2 separate regions of the Homo sapiens genome follow, and region 2 is linked to region 1. A link is a loop called in an ENCODE intact Hi-C map of the cell type or tissue named here. Cell type or tissue: IMR-90. All regions are shown on one strand. Each heading gives the region's core, and the rest is flanking DNA. Links, peaks and the distances in the headings are about the cores only.

Region 1 (14,414 bases), core at 1,086-9,085:
ATGCAGCGGGGAGACGGTGTGACTTTGCCTCCTGTTCTCCTTCGTTCCTGCTGAGTGTGAGAGGCCTGCTTAGGTGCTGAGAGGTGTGAGGGGCACTAAGCCTCCAGGCATCCAGCAACCCTCGGCCGCGTGTCGCACACATCCCGGGTTTCGGACGAGTGTGAAGCTCACGGAAAAGCCAGGTGGGTTCTCCAAGGTGGAGCCACAGGGGGACAGGAGAGCGTCGGTGACCAGGGTCAGCATCCGGTGAGGTGCAGTTTTGTCCTGCCTTTCACCTGAGCTCCTGAGGGGTGCCCGGTGCAGAAAAAGTCTTCAGAGACCCCCCCAGTGGCCGCGCGCACCACGTGGTTGAACCCCGAAGAAGGCTGAACTCCATCCAAGCCCCTGAGGCCAGACATCTCCACGGTTCCCAGTTTTCCAATACTGCGGAGGTAATGCCTGTTAACGTTCTTGGACCGATACTTTCTCGGCTCTCGTTTATTTCCTTAGGAGAGAATTTCAGAACCGGATAGCCGGGGCAGTTAGAAGATACTTGCCTAATTTTACGGGAAAAGTGTCATTGTTTTAATTTGCATTCTTTAATTATAAGTGAGCTTGAACAGTTTTTTCCAATGTTCGATATTTACATTTTTTGTCACTTTTATTTTAGTCCTCCGCGAAGGAGCCTCTCAAATATTCCCGGAGCACAGGCTAATTTAGAACGTGTTATCCTGACAAGGCGGCCCAGCCAGGGAGGAGACGCCGGGGTCCGCGCCGCGGGGCGGGCGCTTCCCCGGACCCGGGGGAGGCGGGACGCAGGCGAAGGCCGCCCCGGGAGAGCGGGGTCCCGGGAGAGCGGGGTCCCGGCTGTGGGGGACGCGGGCCGAGGCTGTCGCGAAGCCGCTGACGGCCGAGGCGCTCCCGGTTTTCGCGGCGCACAAGGGTTGCCCGAGCGCTCAGAGCAGGGGCCGCCACGCGGGCGCCCGGTCCAACCCGCGGCCTCCCGGGTCCCTCCTAGCGGGGCCGCAGACGCCCGCGAGCCGCGTCCCCGGAGCGCAGAAGATCCCCGCGCACAGCGCAGGCCCCGCCGGCCCGGTGGACCCGCTTGAGGACGCGGAGGGGGCGCGTTTCCTCTGCGGCGCCCGCACGGCCTCTGCCCGCCTGTCCCGCGCTCCCGCCCGGCAGGCCCAGCTCGGACGAGGCTCAGCTGCCGCCCCCGTTGCCTTTGTGGGTTTTTCTGCGGAAGCCCCTTTTCCTCGGGTGGATGGGACCCTGCGCGTGGAACCCCGCACAGCCCCCGCTCCGCCGCGGGCCGCAGGACCCATTCCTTCTCCACGGTGGCGCTGGGGAGGGGCTGCTTCCACCCAGGAGATTCGCGAGGGAGAGAAAACATGCGGCTCACATCCGGACGGCAGCCCCGCCCCGCTTAGAAACAATATGGCCAGTTTGCTAATGAAAGGTGAAATTAATCCATTTCTTCGGAACACTCGGGGTCGCACCCAGGGCGCAGGTGGGTCTGCCCTGTGCGAATGACCTCCGCCCCCCGTTGGCCCCCCGCGCAGGGAACCGCCCCGCCCTTCCCGGCCACCCCCAGGAGCAGGGGCTGCTCTTCCTTCGCCTTTGCTCCTCATGGGCCCTCCCCGGCGGCGGTCGCCGCGTCCCTGTGGGATGCTGTGTCGGCCCGGCTCGGGGTCTCTGGGTTCTGGGGACCGGAGCCCCGGTGGTTGGACAGGGCAGGTGCAGGCCCCGGGGCTTCTCCCACAGACAGCGTGGCCTTTGCTCTGGCAGCGCCCGAGAGCAGCACCGCGCAAACGCCAGCCCAGGCTTCGGGAGGGCGCCTGGTTCCAGCGCTGCACACACTGGGGCGAGGCAGGGTGAGAGAGCACGCACATATATGCACACTCACACATACAGACATGCACACTCAGACTCACACATGCACACTCACACACGCTCACGCACACTCACATGCACGTGCATGCACACACGCACCCACACATGCATGCACGCACACATGCACACAGGCACGCACTCACATGCAAACGCATGCACACGCACGCACACACACATGCACGCACAGACATGCACACACGTGCATGCACACATACATACACCACACCCACATGCATGCACGCACTCATGCACACTCACACCATGCACATGCACGCACACTCGTACACACGCATGCACTCACACATGCACACACGTGCACACACGCACTCTCACACGTGCACGCCTGCACACTCGCACACTCAAGCACACTTGCACACGCACTCCCATCTCACAGACCTGGGCACACAGGCACATACGGGTGTGAGTCAGCAGCACGGGTGGGCTCACCACAGAATCTGAGCGAGGCACCTCCCACGGAACCTCCGTGCCCTCCCAGGATGGAAACCCCACGGCTCCGCTGCTCCCAGGGGGCCCCGCATGCCCCCCGCCGCGGGGGCAAGACGTGAACAGGCCAAGCACTGCCCTGAGCGGCACAGGAGGCCCTGGAGCCCGGCCGGCTCAGGCTCCCCGCAAGGAAAGCAGCCCATCCACGGACCAGGCCTTAGAGCCACGGGCGCACAGCGCGGTGCACACGCGAGAGGCAGAATGAGGAACGGGCTCGCGGGCTGGACGCTGGCGGGGACAGGAGCCTCCACAGGGGCCGCTGCGGGAAATTCCCGGGCCCCAGGCTTTTTGCGCAGGGACCTCGTCTTGTCCTTGGTATTCCAGAGGCCATGACCAGACTCTAGTCTCATAAGAAGTACAGAAATTCCTAAATTGCTCAGAGGTGCCTCCTGTGCCAAGGAAGGGGACGTCCGTGCCCCTCCTTGTCCCGGGGAGCACGGCTCCATGGCGCCCGCTGTGGAGCTGCGGTTCTCACCATGGGCAGGTGCGAGGCCGTAGACTGGTGTGGTCAGACCAGGGGACTCCTGCGTTCACCCTGGGCCCCGGAGACTAGTGATCCCGCTCCCCAGCAGAGCACCGCCAAAAGCCCCGGGTGCCGGAGCTGTCCTGCAAGAATGAACGGGCAGGAGACACAAGAGCGTGGCGGGGCCTTCCGAGGATGCGGTGCAAGGGCGCTGTTAGCACCCACGCGAGGCGGCAGCGCATGGAGGAAGCCTCCCATCGTAAGCGCGTTTCTGCCTGAAATGCACGTGTCCTTATAGGCAGCGGTCTTGCCACTCATGGACGGAGAGGCAGCATATGTTTAAAAGATGAGCACACAAAGGACTGTGCACCTGCCGCGGAGTGGCGTCCTCTGGGAGAAGCTGGAGAGTTTGAAGGGGTGGACAGGAGGCGGGAGACAGGGGAAGACGGAGCTCAGACCTGTAGGGGCTGCTGTGCTGGCCCAGAGTGTCCAGGGTTTGGGAGTGGAGGAAGGAGGCAAGTCTTTTCCAGTTAGGGAGAAACCACACAGACCCTGAAACCCGGTCCCCACATGCAGACCCAAAACCCAGTCCCATCCCAGGAGGCTGGGCCACCACCGTTGTGGGTGCTGAGTCCCTTACTTTCTGCCTCACCCGTTCCACTGAGCCTCTTTCGCGCCACCCTCACTGTCATTTGCAGGAAACACCTGTTCTCTCCATGCACCTGCTCTGATGCACTGACTTGTTACCGGGAAGGTGGCTGCTTCCAAGGCAGGCCAAGATGCCTGCGGCTTGTTATTCGTCTGAGAATGGCTCCTTGCTCTAACGGGGTTTGAGGGACAGACGGGACTGCTTCCTTCCCTCCTTCCTTCCTTCCCTCCCTCCCTCTCTCCTCTCTCTCCCTCCCTGCCCCCCCCCTTCTCTCCCTCTCTCTCTCCCTCTCTGGTTTTCTCTCCCTCCCTCTCATTCTCTCTAGCACTTTCTCCCTCCATTCTCCCTCTGATTCTCCCTCTTTCTCAGTGCTGCCTCCTGCCTCTATGATCTGAACAAATTTTCTGTGGAGATCGAAGTTGGTAGGGGGCAGGGGGTGGCAGCCTGTGTTTTTGGTAGAATTTCAAGCACGTTTTACAGGAGGAGCTGACACTGTCGGGCCATTATCTTTCCTGAGCAATGACAGCAGCACCTCCTGGCCTTGGGTCTTATCATCATATTGTTCCCGAGTGTGGCTTTCAATGCAGCTAATTACATAGGTTGTTGTTTTCTTCCACAGAGTTTTCCAGCCTCTCCAGGGCAGAGGCTGTGTCTGGTGAATGTCCAGGCACTGCAGCGCCTGGCACACGGCACTGGGTAGGTGCTTAACACAACATGTGAACAAATATTTATTGAACTACATAAAGGTAAACCACTCCATTCACAGAAGAGAAATATCTCTGTTGAGAATGTCATGGATGCCACGTAATTGGGGAGCAAAAGGAAGCCCCAGTCACCCACAACCTTTCACAGCACACGGTGCAGGGCTGGACAGTGCAAATAACTTACAGGGGTTTCCTCATCAAATCCAAGGCCATTTCCCAGAACTGTGACAGTAGTGAAATGGAATGTTACATTCACAGCACAAAATTGACAGAGACAGAAAGGACGTCTGCATTCCACTGTGGGTTTAAATGAAACGGTGAGATGCTCGGAGGAAGCGCCGGCTGCTTGCTGCATCAGGAACGTTTCGTAATAGCAAAGGCACTATCGGGAAGCGTTACGTAAGCTGTCCATTAAGGACACTGATTAGGAACGTTCAGAAATATGAAAACCGCATAGCATTGTTTGCTGGCCTCAACCACATGCAGCTTGCTTTCAGCAAGAGGGAAGGAAGTGATCACAGAAGGTGCAGGTCACTGCTGGGATGCCCCCTGGGCTGAGATAACTGAACGTATGAAACTGCTCCCTTGCCAACAGCTCGGTAAGAACGCAAGTGCTCGCGTTACAAAAGAATTTGGCATGAAGAGCTGTTCGTCAGAGAGCCCACCAGAGTCGTGTATACGTTTGAATCCACTTCCAACGTTTTAATTTACACAAATTTCAGGAGCACACTATTAGCCGAGTGGAAGGTGGTCTTATCCTCTGCACCACACGTGGGTCCGAGACCCCAGAGCACAGTCGTCTCCCTCGCCAAGAATGCACTCGGCAGCCAGGGACTCGCAGAGTGAACGTGTGCGGGTTTCAGTGGACCGCTTCCCATCTGGAGCTCAAGTTAAGATGAGGAAGTAGAATCACAGTAAATGAGGAGTTAGGGAATTTAGGGTAGAGATTAAAGTAATGAACAGAGGAGGAGGCCTGAGACAGCTGCAGAGAGACCCTGTGTTCCCTGTGAGGTGAAGCGTCTGCTGTCAAAGCCGGTTGGCGCTGAGAAGAGGTACCGGGGGCAGCACCCGCCTCCTGGGAGAGGGATGGGCCTGCGGGCACCTGGGGGAACCGCACGGACACAGACGACACTATAAACGCGGGCGAGACATCAGGGACCGGGAAACAGAAGGACGCGCGTTTCGAGCAGCTGCCCAGTGGGCCACAAGCCCCGCCACGCCACAGCCTCTTCCCCTCAGCACGCAGAGAGGGAGGCTGCAGATGCCAGAAACGGGCCCCTGTCTCCCATGAACAAGAAACAGAAAAAAAGGAAGAGAGCAGAGAGCCAGGCAGATGTTCAGGAGAATGAACGTGTCCGAAAGACAGACAGAAGCCCGGGGACTGACGTCCGTGGGAGCTCCTCCCGCACTGCAGAAGGTGAGTTCCTGGGTCCCCTCAGTACCACGCACGGGGAAGGCAGCGGGCGGAGGTCGGGAGGGCTGAGGGACACAGGTTTCTCGGTGGGGTGGTGAAAATGCTTTAAAATGGATGTAGCAACGGCTGCACGCGCTGAATAAACTGAAAACCACTGAATGGTGCAACTTAAATGGGTGACTTGTATGGTGTCAATCCTATCTCGGAAAAGCTGCAGAATATATCATCTTATTTTGAAAATCAGCCAAGATATGAAAATTATAGTAAATGTCTAGAAGAAAATGACTAATTTGGAAAATACTAGTAAAGAAAGTAATTTGACATCTAAGTTTATGACAGTACCACCCACTTCCTCATTTCCACCTTCAGTGAACACTTGCGGACAGCATGCTTCAGAGCCCGGCCCATGCCAAGGCCCAAGGACACAGATAAGAAGGTGCCCCTGCCCAAGAGGCTTAGCACCCAAGACAGATAAGCCAGTGGACACAGAGGCTTGCTATTCGTTTTCTTTTCTTCCTTTCTTTCCTTTTCTTTTTTCTTTTTAATTTTTTTCTTTTTTTTTTTGAGACAGGGTCTCTCTCTGTCACCCAGGATGATGTCCAGTGGTGTAATCACAGCTCACTGTAGCCTCCAACTCCTGGGGCTTAAGTGATCCTCCCACCTCAACCTCCCAAGTAGCTAATATTACAGGGATGTGCCATCACATTCAGCCAATTTTTCAATTTTTTTTTTTGTAGTGACAGAGTTGTGCTATATTGCCCAGGTTGGTCTTGAAATCCTGGGCTCAAACAATCCTCCTGCTTCAGCCTCCCAAAATGCTGGGATTACAAGAAGGAGTCACTGTGCCTAGTCTATTTTTTTGAAGAAATAAAATTTCAATTGTAATGTTCACACCAAGGATTTTCCTCTAATAATACATTGGTTGGGATTCAGCAATGTCACCACAGTCAAGAAAGTGGGTCAAGATTTGTCTGTGAAGATGTTTATGGCAGAGTATTTTAAGATAGTTGAAAATTGGAGAAAACATCAATGTCAAATAATAGAGTTTCAGTTAAAGTGTGGCAGCATCCCCAGGATGGAGATCTATTTAAAATGGTGTTGGAAAAAATGAAAAGTGTGTATTTCCTTTTGTGCAGTGTGTATACCCTGCCCAGTGTATATTTATGATGCGATTTTTGTATAATAAACCAAAATTTATTTTTACATAAAAAATGACCAAAGTAGGCCAGGCACAGTGGCTCATACCTGTAAGCCAGCAGTTTGGGAAGCTAAGGCAGAAGGATTGCTTGGGCCTAGGAGTTCAAGACCAGCCTGGGCAACATAGTGAGACTGTGTCTCCCCCAAAACTAACAAAACTCTCTGAGTGTGGTGGCACACCTGTGGTCCCAGCTAGTCAGGAGGCTGAGGTGGCAGGATCACTTGAACCCAGGAGGTGCTATGATCGTACCATTGCACTCTAGCCTGGGCCACAGAACAAGACCCTGTCTCAGAAAACAAAAACAAAAACAAAAACAACAAAAAAAGAGACCAAAGTGTTTCAGTGCCAAAATGTTAACAGGGATAAGTTTGGATGATGAAGATGGGAGTTAGAAGTGATTTATTATTTTCTTATTTGTGTTTTTCACAAAAAGTTCACACATTTTCTACAATGAGCATGCGTTACAGACAAAAAACATCTTAAAGTGTTTGTTCCTTTCCTAAAAGAGAAGCTACAGGAAGGTGCAGGCGCGTCACCTGGGACCTGTGCCTCTGGGATGACCACAGTACAAGAGTGTGTGTGTGAGCGTGCACGTGTGTATGAGTGTGTCCATGTGTGCCTGGATGAATGTGGGTATGAGTGTGTGGATGCATGTGCATGACTGTGGCAGTGTGTGAGTTGCACGGATTGCCAATGTGAGTGTGCACCTGTGTGAGTGTGATTGTGAGTGTGACAGTGAGTGTGTGATTTAGAAAGGGGAGTCATGAGCATGAACGGGAGCGAGTCCCACCCTCTGTGGCCCTGTCCCCGCATCCTTGTATCCTTGAAGCCCATCACCAGTGCTTGCTTAGGACATCACAGTGCAGGGGTCCTGGGACCTGAGCATCTGGAAGGCCCAGCACCCTCAGTGTCTGCCTAAGTCTGCTGTCAACAACAATCAGAAGAAAGGGAACACGTGAAACATCCAAAGTTCAGAGATGGAGCAACAGGAACCATGAACAGGAAGGAGACGCACACGGTGAGGAACGCTGCGGCTTAGGGAGAGGAGAAGAGCACAGAGACGAGTTACGAGGAACACGCACGAGGCCCCGTCCCAGAGACATGGGACCAGTTTACAAGATGACAGCGGGAGGGAAACACATGCGAGGCCTGTCCACATCTGAGAGACACGGGACCGATTTACGGGATCACAGAGGGAGGGAAACACACTTGAGGCCTGTCCACGTCTGAGAGACATGGGACCGATTTACGGGATCACAGGAGGAGAAAAACACACACGAGGCCTGCCCACATCCGAGAGACACGGGACCGATTTACAGGATCACAGGGGGAGAAAAACACACTTGAGGCCTGTCCACATCTGAGAGACACAGGACTGATTTACGGGATCAGAGAGGGAGAGAAACACACTTGAGGCCTGTCCACGTCTGAGAGACACGGGACCAATTTACGGGATCACAGGGGGAGAAAAACACACACGAGGCCTGCCCACGTCCGAGAGACACGGGACCGATTTACGGGATCACAGGGGGAGAAAAACACACACGAGGCCTGCCCACGTCCGAGAGACACGGGACCGATTTACAGGATCACAGGGAGAAGGAAATGGGTTGTACAAATCGCCTGTCAAGGGACGTGTTTCATCCGCATGCTGTGCAGGTGTGAACTGCCCTTGGGCAGGATGCCGCACTGCGTCCTCGCTGTAAGTTCAAGGTCCCATTTTCAAGACTCAGTTTGCAGATGTGTTCAGTGTTTCAGCATTCTGGAAACATTCCAGATTGTGACAGGTTTTGCAAGCACCTAAAACAATGATGATCATTGTTTGTCTGTTTGCCGTGAGCCAGACATGTCCTAGCGTTGTCTCATTTAATTAGTAAAACAGCGAAGTGCGTTCTGCTATTATAGACAAGGAAACTGAGGCACCACGCGTTAGGACCTCGGTCCAGGGTACACAGACCTTCCCCACTCCAGGCTGACGGGGTTCATGCAGCACCACCACCCCCCCAGATTGGTGAACGTTAGCCAATACTAAAAAAAACTTATTAAACAGACCACATTATTTGTTGTCTTTTTTGTGTGATATTGGCAGGTTTACTAGTTCAGATGCCTGATTCATTGTATTTTGATTTCTGAAAGTCTCCACTGACATCCTCCCAAACAAAATGGGAAATGAATCAGCAGGGTGGGCGTGGAGTCGCAGCTGGCGTCCAGGCAGTGCTCGGGGGCCTGGGCTTGCCGGTGTGACCCCTTTTTTTGGAAACATGAATTATGCTGATGACTTGGATGGCCCAGCTCGACTGAGCAGTTGTCCAATGGCTTCAGATGAGAAGGAAGCTAATAAGCTGCATAACAGAATTAAGATTCTGAAACATCTGACAAGGCTCATGAAAAAGTTTAACCTAATAAAAACTACCGAAATAAAATGTACTAGGGACAAATTGTAATATACAAAACCTAGACTTTTAAAGAATCAAGTAACTGAAAATCATGGGGGAAAAAACCCAACAACTGCACAGACCTAGAGCTTTGACTAGCAAGCCAGGGCTGTCTGAAACGTGATGTGGTGCCTGGAAAGGCTGGTGAGCATTTTGGTTGGATCAGTAGATATAGAGTCTGCAAAAGGGAGGTGATGGGCTGACTGCACTCTGCACGGTCACAGCCACCAGAGACTGGGTCAAGGTGCAGGGTCTGAAAGAGGCAGCCAGGGCTGAACTGGACCAAGAAGAACAGACCGAGGTCAGAGAATGCACAGCCTGAGAAACCCTTCAGACCCCCACGTCCAAACCACCAGCTGTAGGGCAACCCCTGCGTTCCAGCACAGACAGCGCAATCTGAGTTATCTCGTTTACTTTTCTAATGAGTGTATTTAACAGGGGCTTCTGAGATAAAGGGGTCCTGGCTGCTTCTGCCTCCTGCAGCTGCAAACGTCCACTGGATCCCCAGGGCAATGTCCCCAGGGGCAGATCTGTTCAGCCTCAAAGGCCTCCGCTAACCACCAGCTGCCCCCCCAAAAAGCAGCCTCTGCCCTTTCAGAGGCAGCAGTGCAGGCACCTCCTGCTCTGAATCCGGTAGATGTTTCCATGGAGAAGAGCCTCCCTTCCAAGACCTGGTGCTCCGGCTGGAGCTGGAGAGGAACATTTCCTTTTTGTGGATGCAAATGAGAAACATCCACTCACTAGAGGCTCCGCTGCGGCTCCAGGATCCATCCCACAGAAGCGTCCGGAGTCCTCACAGCTGGCGTCTCCTGGGGATCCGCTCAACGAGAAGTGCCTTGGCTGTTGACTGAAAACCCACAGTCCTGTCCTTCCAGAGTCTTGGGCCGGGTTCCTCGTCTCTTCCCCTGTACCCCAAAGGCTGCTTTGGAGTGGTCACAGCAGGCAGGAGGCAGCCCGTGCCTCTGGAATGACATTGAGAGTGTTTGTGTGTGAGTGTGCATGCGTGTGTGTATGAGTGTATCCATGTGTGCCTGGATGAATGTGGTTATGAGCGTGTGTATGCATGTACGTGAGTATGAATGACTGGGGTTATGAGAGTATGTGAGTGTGCACCTGTGTGTGATTATGTGTGGCAGTGAGCGTGTGAGTTGCACGGATTGCCGATGTGTGTGCACCTGTGTGTGTGATTATGAGTGTGGCAGTGAGCGTATGAGTTGCACAGATTGCCGATGTGAGTGTGCACCTGTGTGAGTGTGAGCGTGTGTGCCCCTGCCAGGGCGTGCGCTGGTGGGGGCGGTGTGCAGAGTGGGGCCTGGGCCTCCTGCCCCCAAGGGCAGCTGGGTGGGCTCCGTGCTCCCTCCGAGTGGACTTGGCCCCGGCTCCAAACCCAGCCGAGGGTCGGCTCGCTCCTGGGGACCCGCGGATGTCGCGAGGGGGCGCCGCGCCACTGAAGGCTGGGACGGGGGCGGTGCGCGGGGCGGCGCCGGAGTCCGGGATGCCGGCTCCAGAGACGCCGCGCTCCGCCCCGAGGAGGCCGCCGGCCGGGTAAGCGGAGCCCGGAGCTCGCGGAGTCTGGACCGCAGGTAAAGTTGAGCGCGCCGTGGGGCCGGGGGTGGGGGGTCCGCGGCGAAGGAGCCGGGGCCGCAGTGGGCGGTGGGGCGGGGGGCGCGGGCTCCTGTCTGATGGTTCCGCGCGCAGCTTCTTCTCCGGGTGCGCGGTGCGCGCGGGCGCGGGAGGGTCGAAGGGGACCTTGGAATCCCCCTGTTCGGGCCAAGGGGGCGGGGGCGGCTCGGGGCCGGGCGGGGCTGGTGCCTCCCCCTCCCGCTCAGCGCCCAGAGTCCGGGAGTCGAGGGGGGCGTCGGGCCGGAGGCGCTCGCCGGTCTGGCCGCGCCGCGCGCGTGGATGGAGGTCTCGGCCGCGGATCGCCCCGTCTATTCGCGCTGGTCCTGCGGGAGCCCGGGTGAGCCGAAGGCGAGGAAGGGGCGCGGGTCTCGGGAAAACCCGACTCTCCCGGCGCCCGCCCCGGTTCGGTTGGGGGCGCACCCGGCTCGCGCGGAGAGCGGGCGGGGTGTGGGCGAATGCTCGGCGCGCTGCGCCTTTCCCGGTCCCCCTTCTCCCCGGAGATGAACGCCCCACTCCCGCTCGGACACACGGCCGCACCCCTACTCTGCCTCCTCCGACCAGCCGGGGCGCGGCCCGAATTGGGGGAGAGAAGACCCAGCTCCCGCAGCCGCGAATTCTGCAAACCCGGAGCCCATGCGCCCCGTCCTCCGGCCCGGGGAGCTCCCAGCCTTGCCCGCCGAGCGCAGCCCGGGTCCGGACTGTGGTCACTGGGGACGAGAAGGGTCCCTCCTGCGGGGCTCCCGGGTTCGGATGGACGGAGGGGGCGTCCGGCAGGTGAACTGGGCCCGCTCCGCGTCCCGAACGTTCCCCTAAACCCACAAGTCCCGGAGACCCTGGGGCATTCTGCGATTTCGGAGTGACCGGTGGAGCCCCCGCCCGCGCGCCTGGCTCCCGGGGTCTCCCCACACAGCAGGGGCTGCGGGGACCCCCTCTGTCACCTCCTCCAAAGGGTCTGGGAGCAATTCGACCTGCCTGGAGAATTCCAGGAAGTCCTTTCCCTGCGGGAGCCTCATGGGTCCCCCCTTCTCTGCCTGCAGAGACCTCTGGCTTCCGCGTGCGCTCAAAGTGAGCGCCGGGCAGATTGTAAATAATGGATTTTGACCCAGCTGGGAGATCTCAGAGTGATTAAGTGGAGAGGCTGTTCCACCCTCAGCCCTGCCCAGGCAGCTGGGTGACCCCGCGGGCCACATGCCACAGGGGCACGGACTCAGCCCTGAGTGGTTTTCGTTCTGCTGAGAGTCCAGGAGGCTTCCCGAGACCCCAAGCAGAACCGCGGAAGAGGGGACCCTCCTCCCCCACCCCTGTTCTCTGGGATGGTGCAGGGTACACAGCTGGCCTCTGAAGGTTCTTCCTTAGGAATTCCTAGTTAGAGGGATGGGATTGCCGGGCTTTCTTAGGGAATTTGGGGGGCATTGTGGTACATTCTGGGGATGAGGTCACCTTAGATGTCACATTCTCGGGACTATCCACTGTTGCCACAAAGGGTTGCTGTGTCCGCATCTTCCCTGGGGAGAGGTGACAAAAACAACTTCCAGGTCTGTCCAAGGCCAGTGCCAGTTGTTAGATTCCACTTTGCAAAAGTGTGTTTTAAATGTTGAGATTTCGATAATTTAAGGGAAAAATTGGTGTTTTTGTAGGCATGAGAAGAAAAGGAGGGAAGTGAGTTCTCAGCTGCCACAGGCAGGAGGCTGCTCAGCTTTCCCTTTTCAGCGCCTGGCTGAGCCCTGCTTGTGCCAGGCGCACAGGAAGTGTGTGGGGGGCGGGTGGCCGAGCTATGATTCGGGGTTTCTGCCCAGCGTGCGGCTGGGGCTGCATGGCTGTAGTCACAGGTGCAGGTGCCTCCACTCATGGGTCATGCTGGTAGGAACAGGCCGGTCAGAAACGATAGCGTGCTGGGTTTTGCCCTGGTGAAAAGCAGGTGCTTGGGTTCTGAATGTCTCGGGAGGATCTGCGCAGCTTTGTTGTTCTTTTGTCTGATGGTTGGGGGCTGCTTTTCTGGAAGAAGTGGGTCTCAGGCAGGCACCTGGAGGGCAGCGCGAACGGAGGGCTGTTTGTCGTGGGAGGCGCGTCTCTCTGCAGCCCTGGCAGGCGTGGGGGCGGGAGTGAAGGGAGCAGATGGGGCTGTGCCGACAGGCATGAGCTCTGGGGGCCGGGAGGGGTGGTAGGGCCTGCAGGACGAGGACACGCAGGGCATCCAGGGACGGCCACCTGTGTCTGAGTACTGCGCGCCTGTCCACGGATGGGTAATTTTGTAATGAATGGGGATATCTTAGGGCTAACGCTTGGTCAGGGATGTTCTTGGTGGTAAGGAAAGGAGCCATGGGGCCCTTGCTGCCAGTGAGGTCGCTCAGACACAAACGGGTGCTGCCATCAGGTAGCCCAGCCGGTAGGCATGAGTCCAACGAGGGCGGGCATTGACCGAGGTAGTTTAAGACCCCCTTCCTCAGATGAGGCTTGGGAGGCAGGATCTCGGCCCCCTAAACCGGCTGAATCAGAGCCTGCCTCTGACGAGACATGTACCCCGCCTTCCCGTGTGGGAGGCACTCAGGGTCCTTGCTGGTGTCGGAGAAACAGCACTGGCTCCTTCACAGCCGCGGCTTTCCGGCAGGAGCCTCAGCAGTTCCTTCCCCGGGCGGGCGGCGCTGAGCAGACGGGAGGTGGGCTGGTGCCTATGGTTGCAGTCGGCCTGGCGTGTCCTGCGGGCACCCGCAGGCTCTGCTCACCCACCGGCTGGTTTGTAGGGACAGGTCTGCTTGGGGAACCACAGCGAGGGGCACCCGAAGCAAATGTCAAGTCAAAATGGGTCCCCGGCGGGGCCAGGAGAACACCCAGACTCATGGAATTGCTAACAGAAATCTTATCAACAGCAGGTTCAGCCTTTTCACGTGATGGGAGACCATGCCAGGCAGCTGCCAACAGTCTGGCCACGAGGAGCTCCGTGCTGTTGAGGCACTGTGAACTATCAGACAGCCTCCCTCTGCAGACAGCCATGCGGATGTCCGGGGCGGCCAAGAGATGCCGGGCAGGGCTTTAACTGCTGGTCTCTGATCCCCGCCACGTCAGATGAGAGGGTTGAACTGAATGATGACGCCCTGACCTGTGTCAAAATCAGTAATACATTCCCTCAAAAAGAAACCATGCAGTATTTTAATTTGATTATGAGTTTAGAAAAAGGCTAATTGAAATGTAATATAAAAATAGCGCAGAAGACCTTTATGTTGCCTTTGTCAATTAAGGAAGCTGAGACTGTGTGAGAACCGGTACCTGTGAAGGCCTCAGGCCTCGCCAGCTCTGCGTCCTCCTCCCCCGAGGGGATCCTCACATCTCTTAGTCCAGCAGGTCCAGGTCCTCCATCCCTGCTGGGTTTCCTCAGCCGGGGCCTGTGGAGGGGCCACACCTGCCCCGCACTGCCCACCCTTCACCCAGGCCCGGCAAGGAGGGGACGCACATGCTGGGCCCGGGAGCCCTCCGAGGCAGTTCCCAGAGTTTAATGGCCTTCTGGATATTTTTAACCTTCTCAGATAGTTAAGCGATGGAGTTTAAATCTTATAT
Region 2 (16,782 bases), core at 4,287-12,286, 97 kb before region 1:
AGTTGGCTTCTCCAGTTCACTGGTGGGCATGCACCGCAGCAGTTGGCTTCGTCAGTTCACTGGTGGGCCTGCACCAGAGCAGTTGGCTTCTCCAGTTCACTGGTGGGCCTGCACCGCAGCAGTTGGCTTCGCCAGTTCACTGGTGGGCCTGCACCGCAGCAGTTGGCTTCGTCAGTTCACTGGTGGGCCTGCACCGGAGCAGTTGGCTTCTCCAGTTCACTGGTGGGCCTGCACCGCAGCAGTTGGCTTCGCCAGTTCACTGGTGGGCCTGCACCGCAGCAGTTGGCTTCGTCAGTTCACTGGTGGGCCTGCACCGGAGCAGTTGGCTTCTCCAGTTCACTGGTGGGCCTGCACCGCAGCAGTTGGCTTCTCCAGTTCACTGGTGGGCCTGCACCGCAGCAGTTGGCTTCTCCAGTTCACTGGTGGGCCTGCACCGCAGCAGTTGGCTTCGCCAGTTCACTGGTGGGCCTGCACCGCAGCAGTTGACTTCTCCAGTTCACTGGTGGGCATGCACCGGAGCAGTTGGTTGGTTGTCCTGAGCATACCACCAGGGGGTTAAAGTGTTTTCAGGCTGGAAGCATTTGACACCATGGCTCCCTGGGGTCTGTGGAGGTTCTGAGGCAAGGACTTTCCTTGCAGGTCTGTTTACCCAGCAGAGAGGGCAGTAGGGTCTGAATGGTGTGGTGCACGTGGTGCCACGTGGTTTTGAGACGTGCTGGGAACTGGTTTTGTTGGATGACTCGCTCTAGACCACAGTGGCAGTGTTGAAGCTTTCCAGCCACGGCTCTGTGGATGTGTGCAGTGTTGGGAATCAGGCTGGGCTGCCCTTGTTCCTTCTTTACATTCCTCAGACGTTGTGCTTTACAGCCACAGTTTCAGTAACCGCTGCCAGAGCCCCACCTGTGCGTGTTCTCCAGGATGGCTGCGTCTGGGCTCTGGGCGACTGAACCAGGTGCAGAGCGTCAGCCACAGCTGACGACTGCACTGCACTGGACTCCAGCCTGGGGCTCCCACCCCTGTGGCTGCACAGGAGACAAAACAACAACACTTGTTCCTTTGAAGCTGTTTGTTTTTTGTTTTGAGATGAAGTTTCACTGTTGTCACCCAGGCTGGAGTGCAGCGGTGCAATCTCAGTTCACTGCAACCTCCACCTCCTGGGTTCAAGCGATTCTCCTGCCTCGGCCTCCTGAGTAGCTGGGATTACAGGTGCCCACCACCATGCCCAGCTAATTATTGTATTTTTAGTAGAGACAGGGTTTCACCATGTTGGCCAGGCTGGTCTCGAACTCCTGACCTCAGGTGATCCACCTGCCTCGGCCTCCTGAAGTGTTGGGATTACAGGCGTGAGCCACCGCGCCCAACTAATTTTTGTATTTTTAGTAGAGGCAGGGTTTTACCATGTTGGCCAGGCTCATCTCGAACTCCTGACCTCAGGTGACCCACCTGCCTTGGCTTCCCAAAGTGCTGGGATTACAGGCGTGAGCCATCACTCCCAGCCACACCCGGCTAATTTTTGTATTTTTAGTAGAGACGATTTCACCACGTTGGCCAGGCTGGTCTGGAACTTCTGACCTCAGGTGATCCTGCCTCAGCCTCGCTAAGTGCTGGGATTACAGGCGTGAGCCACCACACCCAGCCACTCTGGCTCTTTTGGGACATAATTTTTGACCTTAAAGTTGCAAGAACAGTGCACAGAATTCTCACACCAGCTTCACCCCAGATTCCGCAAATGTTAATGCTTTGCTGAGTTTGCTTATCTTTCCCCATGCACACGCACATTTTTCTGGAGTTGGAGAGTTAGTTGCAGGTGTGATGTCACTTCACCCCTAAATACTTGAGTTTCCTGAAAACAAAGACGTGCTCTTACATAGCACTAATAGTCCTAATAAAGTCCTTTGTAACAAAAGCAAGCCCTGGACCCCACGTGGCATCGCTGGTTGAACCCTCAAGAGTCAGCTCCTTCGTCTTTCTTTCTTTCTGTATCATTGCCTGGTTTAGTAGGACATCCCTCAGTTAGATCGCAGCTGTGCACTCTGGTGAGACTGTCCCAGAGCCTGCGTTTAGTGAAGGTGGTGTCTGTTGTAAAAAGTTACAACTTTTCCTGTTGTAATTCAGTATCTTGAAAGAGATACTTTGTTACCACATAAATACATTTGCACCAAGCTGACCCACATTTTGGGTATCTGTCAGTGATTCCTGCTTGAATCGCTTCATTTCTAGGATGATAGTCCAGTGGTGGTGTTCTCAATTCCAGCATTTCTTCTCCACTTTTTGGTTGACTTTCTGCCGTAAGAACAAATAAGGCCAGGCGTAGTGGCTCACGCCTGTAATCCCAGCACTTTGGGAGGCCAAGGTGAACAGATCACCTGAGGTCAGGAATTCGAGACCAGCCTGGCCAATATGGTGAAACCCCATCTCTACTAAAAATACAAAAATAGGCGTGATGGTGCGCACCTGCAGTCCCAGCTACTCGGGAGGCTGAGGCAAGAGAATCACTTGAACCCCAGAGGCAGAGATTGCAGTGAGCTAAGATCACACCACTGCACTGCAAACTAGGTGACGGAGCGAGACTCCGTCACAAATAAGTAACATGTCTATTTAGCAGTGTAGGCTCATGGTTTCTTATTTAATGGCTTATAATCTGTTATTGTTATTATTTGCCTTGACACAAAACTTATCCCAGCTGTGGCCGGCGGGATCCCCGTGGTGCTGGTTCCCGGCGGCTGAGTCTTGAGGCATTGCCGCCTTGTCTGCATAACGGATTCTAGGCTGCTGCTCTCCTGGCCACAGTCCTGGAATCAGCCATTCTCCAACAAATCCTGCTGCTTCTTGGTGGAGAATGACATTTAGAAACCCAAGGTCTAGGTGCAAAAAATACACTCTTCCCTCTAAATACATTTCTACACTCAGAATGTTGGAACTTAGGGAAGACCCTGGAGCCCTCCTGATCTGTAGAAGGAAGGGAGAAGGTTGGACCCACCTGGAGGCGATGCTCAGAGGTGATGGCGTCCATGGTCCAGGCCCAGCCCGTAGCCCTCTCTGATGTACCCATGCCCTCGGACCTCCCCTGAGAGAGCTGAGAGGCCAGAACCCCACAGAGTTTGGTACTTACTATACTTGTGTATTTTGAGGCAAATAACTTGTTTAGAAGTTGCATGTCATGGCTTTCTCATGGATTTTCTTTAGGACAAACCAGAAAACATTTATTGGTGACTGATTGGACGTTTTTGGGCTGAGCTCTTTGGTTGGGTGTTTTTACGTTTGTGTATCCGCATTCAAGAATCCACAACGTGTCACACCCCTTTTTAAGGTGTGGAGACGTTTCTCTGCCTGGAGCGTGGAGGCTGGAATGAGAGCGTTCAGGGCTTTTCACCCCTGTTTTCTGTCAGCATCTGCAAAGACGAAGTGTAGAAATGTCTCGTATTAAGAAAAGACATTGCTCTCTGCTCCCTGTCTGCACGCGGGTTTCCCAGCCTTTGCACACACAGACATTCTGAGCCAGATGGCCTGGCTGGGAGCATCCTGCATGCTGTGGGTTGCTGAGCAGCTTCCCTGCCTCCAGGTGTGATATCCAGGAGTGTCTCCAGCCACTACAGGAGTCCTGGGGTGGGGGGTGGAGCAGAGCCTGCACTAGAATAAGACAGTCAGAACCTTTCAACCGCAGTACAGAAAATTACGTGACTCCGACGTGGCCAGTATGCGAGTGATTTTCTACGAAGGCCTGTGTTTGGTCACGTTGCTGGAAGCCTGCGGAGTGCTGCCTGCGTGCACTGGGCGCAGGTGCCCTTGGCGTCAGGAGCCGGCCTTGTCTCTGCCACCGGGACCTTGCGTGGTTGCCATTTCCAGCCCTCACCTGCTTCCTACTCGTCTGTCAAGACCCAGCTGTTACAGCTGCTGTGACACTGTTCTAGAAGCTTCCTTCCTCGTGTAGAACTAGGCATCTGCTGTAGTCATCTGCCGGTGGCACCTCCGTCTTGCAGTCGCTCTCGTCTGACTCGTATTACACTGTTGGTGACAGCAGGCAGTGCGCACCCGACTCAGCTTATAGTCAACTTTCTTCAGACCTCAGGCTGCGCTGGTGGCCCAAGGGAGGCTGTTTGTGGGAAGCAGGGCCAGCTTACACTCGCTCTTAGACCTGTGCTGGGGAAGGCAGGTGGCACCTGGGCTTGCTACCAGCCCTTCCTTGGAGCAGGAGGCCCCCGTCCTTTGTGGCAGCCTAGTGTCAATGTGCGACGGGTCACACAGCTTCCCAGGCAGGACTCGGGCTGGGGAACAGTGGACAGCTCCCAGGGTGGACTCGGGGTGGGGAGGAGTGGACGGCTCCCAGGGTGGACTCGGGGTGGGGGAGGAGTGGACGGCTCCCAGGGTGGACTCGGGGTGGGGGAGGAGTGGACGGCTCCCAGGGTGGACTCGGGGTGGGGAGGAGTGGACGGCTCCCAGGGTGGACTCGGGGTGGGGAGGAGTGGACGGCTCCCAGGGTGGACTCGGGGTGGGGGAGGAGTGGACGGCTCCCAGGGTGGACTCGGGGTGGGGGAGGAGTGGACGGCTCCCAGGGTGGACTCGGGGTGGGGAGGAGTGGACGGCTCCCAGGGTGGACTCGGGGTGGGAGAAGAGTGGACGGCTCCCAGGGTGGACTCGGGGTGGGGAGGAGTGGACGGCTCCCAGGGTGGACTCGGGGTGGGGGAGGAGTGGACGGCTCCCAGGGTGGACTTGGGGTGGGGGAGGAGTGGACGGCTCCCAGGGTGGACTCGGGGTGGGGGAGGAGTGGACGGCTCCCAGGGTGGACTCGGGGTGGGGGAGGAGTGGACGGCTCCCAGGGTGGACTCGGGGTGGGGAGGAGTGGACGGCTCCCAGGGTGGACTCGGGGTGGGGAGGAGTGGACGGCTCCCAGGGTGGACTCGGGGTGGGAGAAGAGTGGACGGCTCCCAGGGTGGACTCGGGGTGGGGAGGAGTGGACGGCTCCCAGGGTGGACTCCGGGTGGGGAACAGTGGAGAAAACCTTTGCAGAACACACTCTGCAGGCGTTTGTCAGCCGTTGATCCATTTGTGTGAAGCCCCACTGGCTGGAAGGTGCCCCCCGCCCGCCATGGAGTTTTCTGGGCACCTTGGTGGGTCGTCTGTCGGTCATACCTTTGAGTCTTTCTGGACTCCTCTGTTCCATGCGTTTATGTTGTATGCCTGATAAGTTCTGAAGTCAGGTAGTAAAAGTTCTCTGTTATTTTTGAAAATTGAGATTCTAGGTTTTCTGAACTTCCATATAAATTTCAGAAGCAACTTGTCAATTTCTACAAAAAAACACCTGTTTATTGGTTAAACTAGAGCCACCCCAGATCCTTCTTCATGTTAACATGTTTAGGAGAGATTGGCAAAATCCTCCTAGTTCATATTTGAGGATTCCTTTCCCTCTCTTCCCCTTGCAGGGGGTAGAGCAAGGAGGAGCCCGCGGTGAGCTGGTGTCTTGCATGGGGCAGGGGGTAGAGCGAGGAGCCCGCCGTGAGCTGGTGTCCTGCGTGGGGCAGAGGGTAGAGCAAGGAACCCGCCGTGAGCTGGTGTCCTGTGTGGGGCAGGGGGTAGAATGAGGAGCCTGCCATGAGCTGGTGTCCTGTGTGGGGCAGGAGCTGTGCAGAGTTTCCTTGCAGAAGGCTGATTGCAAAATGATGTCAGCTGGAGACCAGGGAAGCCTGTTAGAGGGGCTGGGGCTCCCAAGTGGGGTTGCTGCCAGGACTGGGGGAGCAGTGCCCAGGGAAAGGACGTGGGGCCATTGGGAGGACTGGGTTTGGGTGTTGGCGGTGGGGCCGCAGAGCCCTGTGGATGGACGAAAACAGCTCAGCCGGGGAGTTGGGGGCTGCCAGGCATCGGAGAGGAGCCTGGATGTGGAGGCCCCGAGTGCGATGGCGGTAGGGACACAGACTCCTGGGCGGGGATGGCCCCTGTGGCCTCAGCAAGCAGGGAGCAGGTGTCCCTGAGGCCTGTGAAGCCTGGCAGTGTCTTTGAGCAGGTGTGGTGACCGGGAGGGAGGATGGTCCAGTGTGGGGTTTGTGCGTTTTTTTTGTTTTTGTTTTTGTTTTTTTTCAGAGATTGGGTTTTTAGGTTAAGTCTCTGCTCATTGGGGCATTTTAGGGCAGAACTCTAATCATTCATTGTAAAGTATTTTGATAAAATTAAGGAAATCATACTTGTCACCTTAGAAAGTTTAACACACTTTTTCAAACAAGGTGTCACTATTTTGTTGTCTGGTTTAAGAAAAAAACCTGATACAGGTTGAGTCTCCCATATCCAAACTGCTTGGAAACAGAAGTGTTTTGGATTTCTGGGTTTTTTTGGATTTTGGAATATTTGCACGTATACATGACGAGATGTCTTGGGGATGGGACGTGAGTAAACGCGGAATCCATTTGTGTTGCACATGCACTGTGTACGCACAGGCCCAGGACCCGGAGGAGCTCAGATTCTTGATAGTCACCGGCAGCCCACTCCATCCCCGAGGGCTCGGAGCCCCGCACCGTGTGTCCTCAGCACCGTTCCTCCTCCAGGGTGATCCGCACACGCCCATCCTCCTCCCCAGGAAGAACTCCCCTCCACTCCCCTCCAGGCTACAGACCCGCCCCTCCCATTCTCCCTGCAGGATGCTGGCTACAGACCCGCCCCTCCGAGTCTCCCTGAAGGATGCAGGCTACAGACCCGCCCCTCCGCTCCCCTGCAGGATGCAGGCTGCAGACCCGCCCCTCCCAGTCTCCCAGCACAGCCTGCCATGGCACAGTGGGCATGGAGGATGTGGCTCCGCCTTGTTTCCGCCTGTGGCCTGATCCTTGCGCCCTCTCGATGACATGGCTGGGGGTCTTGGTGGGCCATGGGGCATCCCGCCTGGAAAGGTCCCATTGACAGATGCAGCTTGGGTGGCTGTCTCATGTCCGCGGGTCAGGGTGGTCGGAGCAGCCCGGCTGGGACGGGAGTGTGGGGGCTGTGAGCACCTAGGGGCGGGTGCTGAGTGCTGGGCGGCCTCATGTCTGCAGGGCAGGGTGGTCGGAGCAGCCCGGCTGGGATGGGAGTGTGGGGGCTACAGGCACCTAGGGGTGGGCGCTGAGTGCTGGGCGGTCTCATGTCCACGGGGTGGGGTGGTCGGAGCAGCCCAGCTGGGACGGGAGTGTGGGGGTTGCGAGCTCCTAGGGACACTGAGTGCCGGGCAGCCTCGTGTCCGCGGGGCGCGGTGGTCGGAGCAGCCCGGCTGGGATGGGAGTGTGGGGGCTACAGGCACCTAGGGGTGGGCGCTGAGTGCTGGGCGGTCTCATGTCCACGGGGTGGGGTGGTCGGAGCAGCCCGGCTGGGGTGGGAGTGTGGGGGCTGCGGACACCTAGGGTCAGGCGCTGAGTGCTGGGTGGTCTCATGTTCGCAGGGTGGGGCGGTCGGAGCAGCCCGGCTGGGGTGGGAGTGTGGGGGCTGAGGGCACCTAGGGGCGGGCGCTGAGTGCCAGGCGGCCTCTGGTCTCATAGCCTTCAGATTTCAGCACTTCTTCCATGGCTTCTGCCAGAAGACCACTGTTTGGACAAATAAAACAGTTTGTGTTTATATAAAACGAACATTACAGTCATTTTGTCAGGAAAATGTAGTTGCATCAGCCTCTGTCTAGACTGGGAATGATATGAAAGTTTTAGATTTTATAAATTCTCTAACGGAAATGTCAGAGGATCACATATAAATAGTGTGTTTTGAGACAACTTTATGTTATCCCCAAGTCTCCTCTTTGGACCAGACATCCTTAGTTTTTTCAGCTGTTCCACGGGTGGCACGGGGGTGGTGAGGTGTGGTGGCGTGTCATTTTTCATGAGAGACACCTGTAGGTGGAAAGTCCTTTCATTTTATAGACAAAGAAATGCCCTCAAGGGGTGATGTCACCTGCCTACAAAGTTATGCAAGGGTTAGTGTAGAATTGGTACAAAAACCTAGATTTTAAAATTCTTACTTGGGGGCTCTTTTGATAAACCAAGAGATTTTAAAGTGTTGTTCCCCTTGTGTTTTTTTGTAGAGCGGTTCTGGTGAGGTTGGAAGGATGCAGCCACCCGGTTGTCATGAAAGGCCTGTGTGCTGAATGTGGCCAAGACCTCACCCAGTAAGTATCCGGAAGAGTGAGATCGCTGCCTGCTGGGGCTCGAGGTGGTGGCCTCCGGGGAGTCCGAGAAGCTGTGCTGGGAACACAGTGAGGCCCTTGGTTTCCCAGCGGCAGATGCAGACGCCTCCCTTGGGCCCCATACGAGTCACACTCAATGGGTTTCCCTGGAGGCAGTCCTTCCTGCTCTGTGACCCCAGCCTCATGCCATTCTCAGGTGTGGTGGGGGGGCATGCTGGAGGGCCGAGACCTGTTTTCTCCTGACTGAAGACGCAGATCGCTGAGTGCCTGGAGCAGCCCCTCCCTCTGGGCCGCTGAGCGCCCCATGCTGGGGGCTGCTTTACCTCTAATGCCAAGTGGGAGGTGCGGCAGCTACTTTTTCTGCGTTTTCATGGTTGAGGGCCTGTTTCTGCTTCTGTGTGACTTTGCAGTTTGTTTTCATGAAGGACTATGGCTCTGTGTGTTCATGAGTGTGGCCACGAGCTCAGTGTTTCCACCAGTTTTCCTGTCTGTGGAGAATGTTTCCACGTTTGCCGACAGAATCAAGTCTGTGCTAAGATAGCAGCGTGTGTCCGTTAAAACATCAGCTAGAATCCTGTCACTTAGAGCCCAGTGTGCATCTGTGCGCAGAGACTCAGCTGAAAGCCCTGAACCTGTCCTTGCACTTGCAGGTTGCAGAGTAAGAACGGGAAGCAGCAGGTGCCGCTGTCCACGGCGACCGTGTCCATGGTGCACAGCGTGCCGGAGTTGATGGTGAGCTCCGAGGTGAGCCGGGCATCAGTGGCGGCGTGTTGGGGAAGCGTGGTGCTCTGAGGAGGGCGGCTGCAGGAGGAGGGTGGCTGCAGAAGCACGGACGTGTGGTTGTCATCGTCGTTACTGAAACAACCCCTCATCACACGGATGACTTATGGGACTGCGGCCTTCCTGAAGCAGGGACGGTTGCCCTTGGTTCTCCACAGACAAGTCTGCCTGCAAAAGCGACTCAGGGCCCCGAGGCTGTGTGACCTGCGTGTCGGGAACACCAGGTGCTGCCGCCGCAGCTGTGAACAGCCAGGCTCAGCCTGGGTTCCCTTGAGCCAAGTCCTAACTGGGGAGGGATGTGACAGCTGCTCATGGAGCTCAGGAGGTGGCCGCGCTGCCGAGGCATGTGCTGGATGACCCGGGAGGGCAAAGCGCATATTGGGGCAGATAATGGCGAGGAGTCGGTGGCCGGGGGTAGGGGCGGGGGGACGTGGTTGGTAGCACCTTGTTGGCTACAGGAGCGGCTGCTGCTGGCACCATTGGGAAGCTGGCTCGGGAGAGTGGGCACATGCAGGGGCGGGTTGGGGGTCCCAGGAGTGTTTGCCTTGTAGCCGACAGGAGAGCCCATGGGGGGTACGCAGGGTGGAGAGGACGGGCAGGTGTTCACGTGCCCAGTTAAGAGTGAGATGGGTTTTTATCTTCGAGTGCTACGCCTCGTTTATGTATTTCAGGAGTTGCTGGGGCACTGTGGGTCAGCGGCTCCGGGCACCTCCTGTGCTTGAGGCAGACACCGTCTCCCCGACCTCGCTTCACCCCGTGGGTGAAAATGCTCTGGGAGCTGAGAAAAACTAGTTTGTGATCTTACAGACTTTCAGGGCTGCACAGTTTTGTAAATAGGTAAAACACTTTCCAGTGTTACGATTTTAGTAAATTCGTGCTTTTAAATGATGGACACCAATTTCAGTCTATCTTTTTATGGGAAAAGCAAAATGCCAGATACAGGATTCTGGGTTTTCTGAATTACCAAACTTTAAACAAATGTAAAATGTGTATGCGTAAACCAAAGCTGGCAAGTTTGAGGGTGAAGGGAGGAGGAAGTACCCCCCATCTTTCTGGCACCTGCCAGCCCTTCCGTGCGTTTCCCTTCGGGGATGGGCACGGGAGGAGGTCCCCCCTGAGCGGGACCAGGATTTTGTTGTGAAGAGTGAGGGCCAGTTACAGTGAGAAAGGCAGCGTGGTGCGTCACATCCCGTGTCCCATGCCGGGCTCCTGATGCCGGGGTGACCGGGCCCTTGTTAGGAGCTCCACTCTGGGCCCCGCGTGGAGGGACACCCCGATGCGCTGTTGCCAGGCCCCCGGGTCTCTTCGAGGCACAAGAATAGGCTGAGCGTGGAAGGTTCTGAGCGCGGGAGATTCTGAGCGCATTGCCCTTACCAGTCTCTGCTGCCCAGCTTGGGCCACCCAGCGTCTCCCAGCCGGCCGACTTGGTTTCTTCATTAATTTTGCAGTTCACTTTTATTGAGCACTCCATACTGTTGAATCCAGCTTTTATAGAAACAACCAGTTTCCCTTCCCCCTCCGTTTTCATTGGCTCATGTATTTAACTGAATTATAAAATTGTGGTCACAAGCGAGGTTGCCGTGACCAGGTTGGTGACCCAGCCCTGCCTCTCGGCCTGTACGGCGCAGTCCATGGAGCGTGGGGGGCTGGAGGGGAACACATTGATATAGTTTTGTGTTTCTCGATGAAATGGAGTTTTACCTTGGATGCAAACATACTGACTTTGTCATTTCTTGTTTCTTTTTAATTGTAGCAAGCTGAACAGCTGGGAAGAGAAGACCAGCAGCGACTGCACCGAAACCGGAAGCTGGTGCTCATGGTGGACTTGGACCAGACGTTGATTCACACAACCGAGCAGCACTGTCAGCAGATGTCGAATAAAGTGAGTGCAGTCAGCATCTACGGACAGTTTCCCAGGAACCGCGGGTCCTAGAATTTTGATTCAGAAGTGTGTTCTCTTGTTTTTTAGATGATTTCCCGTAGGTCAGCCTGGGTTTGGAAAGCAGACTTGCTAGTTCTGGGCGTGGGCCGTGTGTCTGCTGGGCTGTTGGGGAGCATCCGCGGCTCCCGGGCAGACATCCCGACGCCCACTGTGTCTCACGCTTCCTTCCGTGTGTGTGGGAACCCTTTGTGTGCCTGCCCGGCACGATGTCGGAGAAGGCAGAAACGTCCCGAGCCTGTGAGGATGGTGTGGTGGATGGTGCGAGGCGTGTCCTGAGAGGGGCAGTCTTGGTGGGGAGGACGTTGGTGTTGGATGCCTTTATGTTGCTAGGATGTCAAGGGCAGGTGGACGCCTGGGTTTGTGCTTGGGAGAACTGGGCTGGAGGAAAAGCCTGGGTGGGAGGTGACCAGCGTACATTCTCCAGGGGAAACACGGGGAAATGCAGGGTGAGGGCAGAACCCTGTTTAATGCACACGAAACCCTTCCTGTGCCTCAGCTGTGTCCTCAGGATGGAACCAGAGAAGCTGAATTTCTAGACCGAAGGCTTTGAATGTCTGTGCCCAGAGGCTTGCGCAGAGGCTTGTGTCGGCCTAGACGGTGGCCATCAGGGAGGCCCTCACCAACACTGAGTTGTTTTTTAAGTGTTTGCTATTGAACAGTATGTGGACTCTGGCGTTAGATTTGGGATTTCAGAGGCCCATCAGTTCTGACCTTACCAGTTCTAAAGGTTCCTGGGGATCCTGCAGGTCCCAATAGCAGACACCCAGCAGGCTGGAGGATGCACCACGGAGCCGGGCATCCTCCGCTGCTGAATGCCGGGGCGTGGTACCAACAGCTGGGACAGATTGATGACAGTTACACATAAGTCAAATTTGTGACAAGCTTCATCTGGAAGAAGTTTGGTTAAGTTTGGCCTTGTAAGTCAGTCAGGTGGTCAGGGTGAGCTGCACAGACCCCCCAGGTGGCACAAACTCTCGCGTTTTATGCTGTTTGCAGAATGGAGAGAATCGAGTAACTGCCGTGCTGCACAGGAGTTTGTTTAGGGCCGGAATTCAGGTCTAACCCACAAAACAGCTTCTATTTCTGGCTGTGTTAGTCATTTGTGTGTCTCGTGGCATCTTACACAGCAGTCTATTCTTCTGTGCAGTATAAACTGTGACTAGATATTTTCAGATTGCTTCGTTCATACCCGCTACTCTACTCACTAAGGTTTTTTGTTTGTTTGTTTTTGAGACAGAGCCTCACTCTGTCACCCAGGCTGGAGTGCAGTGGCAGGATCTTGGCTCACTGCAAGCTCTACCTCCCGAGTTCACGCCATTCTCCTCCCTCAGACTCCCAAGTAGCTGGGACTACAGGTGCCCGCCACCACACCTGGCTAATTTTTTGTATTTTTTTTAGTAGAGACGGGGTTTCACCGTGTTAGCCAGGATGGTCTCAATCTCCTGACTTTGTGATCCGCCTGCCTCGGCCTCCCAAAGTGCTGGGATTACAGGCATGAGCCACCGCGCCCGCCCAAGGTTTTTTTTTTAATGCCTATTTTCTGACAAACTAGGTATTTTGAAGGATGTAAGGACTTTATGAAAATACATTCTGCACACATATACCTTCATGAGTTGCTGTGGCTGTTTCCTGCTTTTATTGTGCCTTTGAAGTTGGGCATTGAGTGAGTTTTACAGGCACACCTCATTTTATGGTGCTTCACTGATACTGTGTTCACAGGGAGGAGGCTCGGAGCAACCTGGCGAGCACGTCTGCAGGTGCCATTTTCCAGCAGCATGTGCCCCCAGGTGTTGTGCCACGCTCTGGAAATTTCCCGTGTACTTCAGCCTCCTCGTTAGTGCTCTGCTGTTACAGGGAGCTGTAGTCAGTGATCTTTGAGGTCACTGTTGTCATAGTTGCTTCATCAGTGTTCTGTCAGCTATAGGGATTTGTGGTCAGTGATCTTTGAGGTCACTGTTGTCATTGTTTTGGGGTGCCACGAACCACACCCACATAAGACGGCAAACGTAATGGGTAGATGTGTGTGTCCTGACTGCTCCACCAACTGGCCATTCCCTGTCTCTGTCCCGGTGCTCAGGCCTCCCTATTCCCTGAGACATAACAGTATTGAAATTAGGCCAGCGTAGTAACCCTACAGTGACCTCTGAGTGTTCAAGTGGGAGGAAGGCTCACCAGTCTCTCACTTTAAATCAAAAGGTAGACGTGATTATGCTTAGTGAGGAATGCACGCCAGAAGCCAGGAAAGGCTGCAAGCTGGTCCTCTTGCACTAAACAGCCAAGGTGTGAATGCAAAGGAAAAGTTCTTGAAGCAAACTAAAAATACTACTTCAGTGAACACACAGATGATGAGACAGTGAAACAGCCTTATTGCTGAGAAAGAGAAAGTTTTAGTGGTCTGAGTAGAAGATCAAACCAGTCACAACATTCCCTTAAGCCAAAGCCTAATCCAGAGCAAGGCCCCAACTGTCTTCAATTCTGTGAAGGTTGAGAGGGGTGAGGAAGCTGCAGAAGAAAAGCTGGAAACCAGCACAGGTTGGTTCATGAGGGTGAAGGAAGAAGCCGTCTCCGTAACACAAAAGTGAAGGTGAAGCAGCAGGTGCTGTTGGAGAAACTGCGGCAAGTTCCCCTGGAGATAGGCTGAGATCACTGATGAAACTAAACACGCTAAACAACAGATTTTCAGTGCAGACAAAACAGCCTTCTGTTGGAAGAAGATGCCGTCTAGGACTTTCATAGCTGGAGAGGAGAAGTCAGTGTCTGGCTTCAAAGGACAGGCTGACTCTCTCGTTGGAGACTAACTAATGCAGCTGGTGACTTTAAGTTGAAGCCAGTGCTCATTTGCCATTCTGAAAATCCCAGGGCCCTTAAGAATGATGCTAAATCTCCTCTGCCTGTGCTCCATCCATGGAACAACAAAGGCTGGATGACAGCACCTCTGTTCACAGCATGGTTTACTGACCATTCTAAGCCCGCTCTTGAGACCTGTTACTCAGAAAGAGAGATTCTTCTAAGAAATATTCCTGCTCATTGACCATGCACCTGGTCACCCAAGAGCTCTGATGGAGACGTACAGGAGAGGAATGTTGTTTTCATGCTGCTGACACCACATCCACCCTGCAGCCCAGGGCTCAAGAAATGATTTCCAGCTTCAAGTCTTATTATTTAAGAACTACATCTCCTGGCCAGGCGCGGTGGCTCACACCTATAATTCCAGCACTTTGGGAGGACAAGGCGGGTGGATCACGAGGTCAGGAGATCAAGACCATCCTGGCTAATGCGGTGAAACCCTGTCTCTACTAAAAATACAAAAAATTAGCCGGGTGTGGTGGCGGGTGCCTGTAGTCCCAGCTACTCGGGAGGCTGAGGCAGGAGAATGGCGTGAACCCGGGAGGCGGAGCTTGCAGTGAGCCACGATCGCACCACTGCACTCCAGCCTGGGTGACAGAGCAAGACTCCATCTCAAAAAAAATAATAAATAAATTAAATAAATAAATAAATAAATAAATAAATAAATAAATAAATAAAAGAGCTACATCTCCTAAGGCTGGAGCTGCCTTAGAGAGCAATTCTGATGAATCTGGGAAAATCAAACAGAAAATCCTTCTGGAAAGGATTCACCATTGTGACATTGCAAGTGCCACCAGGAACATTTGTGATTCATGGGAAGAGGTCAGAGTATCTGCATCAACCAGGAGTTGGGAAGATGTCGATTCCAACCCTCAGTTCGGAAGATGTTGATTCTGACCTTCATGGATGACTTCCAGGGCTTCGAGACCCCAGCGGAGGAAGGAGCTGCAGGTGTGGTGGAAATAGCGAGAGAATTAGGAGTGGAGCCTGAAGATGACTGAACTGCGGCAACTTCAGGATGAAACTCGAACAGATGAGGAGTTGCTTCTTACGGATGAGCAAAGAAAGTAGTTTCTTGAAATGGAATCTGCTCCTGGAGAAGATGCTGCGAATGTTGTTGAAATGACCAAAAAGGATTTGGAAGATTCCATCAACTTAGTTGGTAAACCAGCGGCAGGGTCTACGAGGATTGCTCCTAGTTTTGAAAGCAGTTCTTCTGTGGGTAAAACGCTGTCAAACAGCATTGCATGCTACAGAGAAACCTTTTGTGAAAGGAAGAGTTGATTGATGGGACAAACTTCATTGTCATCTTATTTCAAGAAATCATCACAGCCACCCCCAGCCTTCAGTAAACACCCCTCTGATCAGTCAGCAGCCATCAGCATCAAGGTGAGACCCTGCGCCGACAGAAAGACTATGACTTGCTGAAGGTTCAGATGGTTGTTAGCATTTTTTAATCATAAAATTATTTTTTATTTTTTATTTTTTAATTTTTTGAGACGGAGTCTTGCTGGGTTGCCCAGGCTGGAGTGCAGTGACACGATCTCTCTATCCTGCAACCTCCACCTCCCGGGTTCAAGCCATTCTTGTGCCTCAGCCTCCCGAGTAGCTGGGACTACAGGCGTGTACCACCACACCCAGTTAATTTTTATATTTTTAGTAGAGACGGGGTTGTGCCATATTGGCCAGGCTGGTCTCGAACTCCTGACCTCAAGTGATCCTCCCGCCTCGGCCTCCCAAAGTGTTGGGATTATAGGCATTGAGCCACCACGCCCGGTGATTTTTAATAATAAAGTATTTTTAAATTAAGTTAGGTACATTGTTCTTTTAGATATAATGCTATTGAATGTTTAATAAGCTGCAGTAGAGTGTCAGCATGGATTATATTCACTGGGAAACCAAAAAATTCATGTGATTCTCAGTATCTCCAGGATAGGCCTGCTGAAGACAGTGGAGTCTAGTTATAATGTGGCTGTTTCTCAGTTGTGTGGTCTGGAAGGTGACAGTGTCCTGATGTAGTGGGGAGGGGGGTCTAAGCATGAACGGTCTGTCCTCTGCCTCCTCAGTAGCAGTAGTGTGCCCCACTTGACATCCAGAGGAGACCCTGAGGCTGGTGCCTGGCCCTACTGCTGGCCCCTCTGAAAGCAATTTCAGGGATCAGAAGTGGTGCTGGCCACAGCTCCCGAAGCCTGGACAGCTGCTGGACTTTTTACTGTTGAGTAATGGGAAAGTTGTTACTAGAACTTCTCACTCCTAAATATTTGACAGAGTAGCTTCTTCATGACGGTCGTGACTAACTTAGAGCTAGAAAAATGTAACTGGGAAAGTTGTTACTAGAACTTCTCACTCCTAAACCTTGAACAGAGTAGCTTCTTCATGAGGGTCGTAACTAACTTAGAACTAGAAAAATGTAACTGAGCTTAAGTCATCTACCTTTTTTTAAAGCCATTAAGAGTAAATATTTTACTGAGAAAATAACAGGATTTAAAGGATCGAAGTTTAGCTTCCTAAGGAAAGCAGACTCATTTGCATGTCGATCATATGTAAGCGAGTCGGTGTTGCTCATTTCACTGTCTACTAAATATGACTTAGAATACTTTCAGCTTTTATGTTGTATATGTAGATGAAAGAAACTGTCTGAAAATCACCCATGCGTTATACCAGGTTACCCGGGAATGTTGATTTCCTTTATTCAGTAGCTCAGGAAAACACTGTCAGCACGTGATGTTGGTGGAGGTCTGTTCCGAGCAGCTGCGGTGGCCTTGCTGTGTAACACGTATCAGCGAGGAAACAAAGGCAGAAGTGACATCAGTGGTTAGCTCATAGTTAGTGTAGGTTGTTACTGTTGGCGTGGTTATCAGGGGTGGTTATGTCCTAGGCGGTCGTTGCAGGTAGGTAGTTACCAGGAGTAGTTAGTGTAGCTATCATCGGTGGTTATGTAGTTATCATAGGTGGTGACTGTTGGCGTGGTTATTGGGGATGGTTATCGTGTAGTTATCACAGGCTGTTACTCTTGGCTGGTTATCGGGGGTGGTTATCCTAGGCGGGTCGTTGCAGGCAGGTAGCTATTGTGAGTAGTTAGTGTAGC

The links. Hi-C counts contacts between places; a loop is a spot of excess contacts. Peaks named below come from ENCODE experiments on the same cell type or tissue, not always from the same donor. Only the 100,000 strongest peaks of a DNase experiment are listed, where the experiment ranks them.
Region 2: it touches region 1 in a loop (8-fold over the local background); 3 of 110 quality-filtered maps call a loop at or near these places.

The regions. Positions count from the first base shown.
Region 1 is chr18:79,787,193-79,801,606 of GRCh38, forward strand. It overlaps KCNG2 (potassium voltage-gated channel modifier subfamily G member 2), which reads left to right and starts at 10,746. Exons shown (of 4, transcript NM_012283.2): 1 at 10,746-10,822. RefSeq lists an enhancer at 10,029-10,625 and a silencer at 10,557-10,796. In IMR-90, for the core only: a CTCF peak has its summit at 1,345; a DNase peak (open chromatin) is centred at 4,589; H3K4me3 peaks cover 268 bases; H3K27ac peaks cover 2,008 bases; H3K27me3 peaks cover 337 bases.
Region 2 is chr18:79,687,202-79,703,983 of GRCh38, forward strand. CTDP1 (CTD phosphatase subunit 1) reads left to right here. Exons shown (of 13, transcript NM_004715.5): 2 at 8,024-8,107; 3 at 8,776-8,869; 4 at 10,659-10,787. Among named protein-coding and RNA genes, the nearest start is that of CTDP1, 16 kb to the left of the region's middle. RefSeq lists enhancers at 10,602-11,103, 11,104-11,603. In IMR-90, for the core only: no CTCF peak of the experiment used is centred there; DNase peaks (open chromatin) are centred at 7,600 and 11,950; H3K27ac peaks cover 636 bases.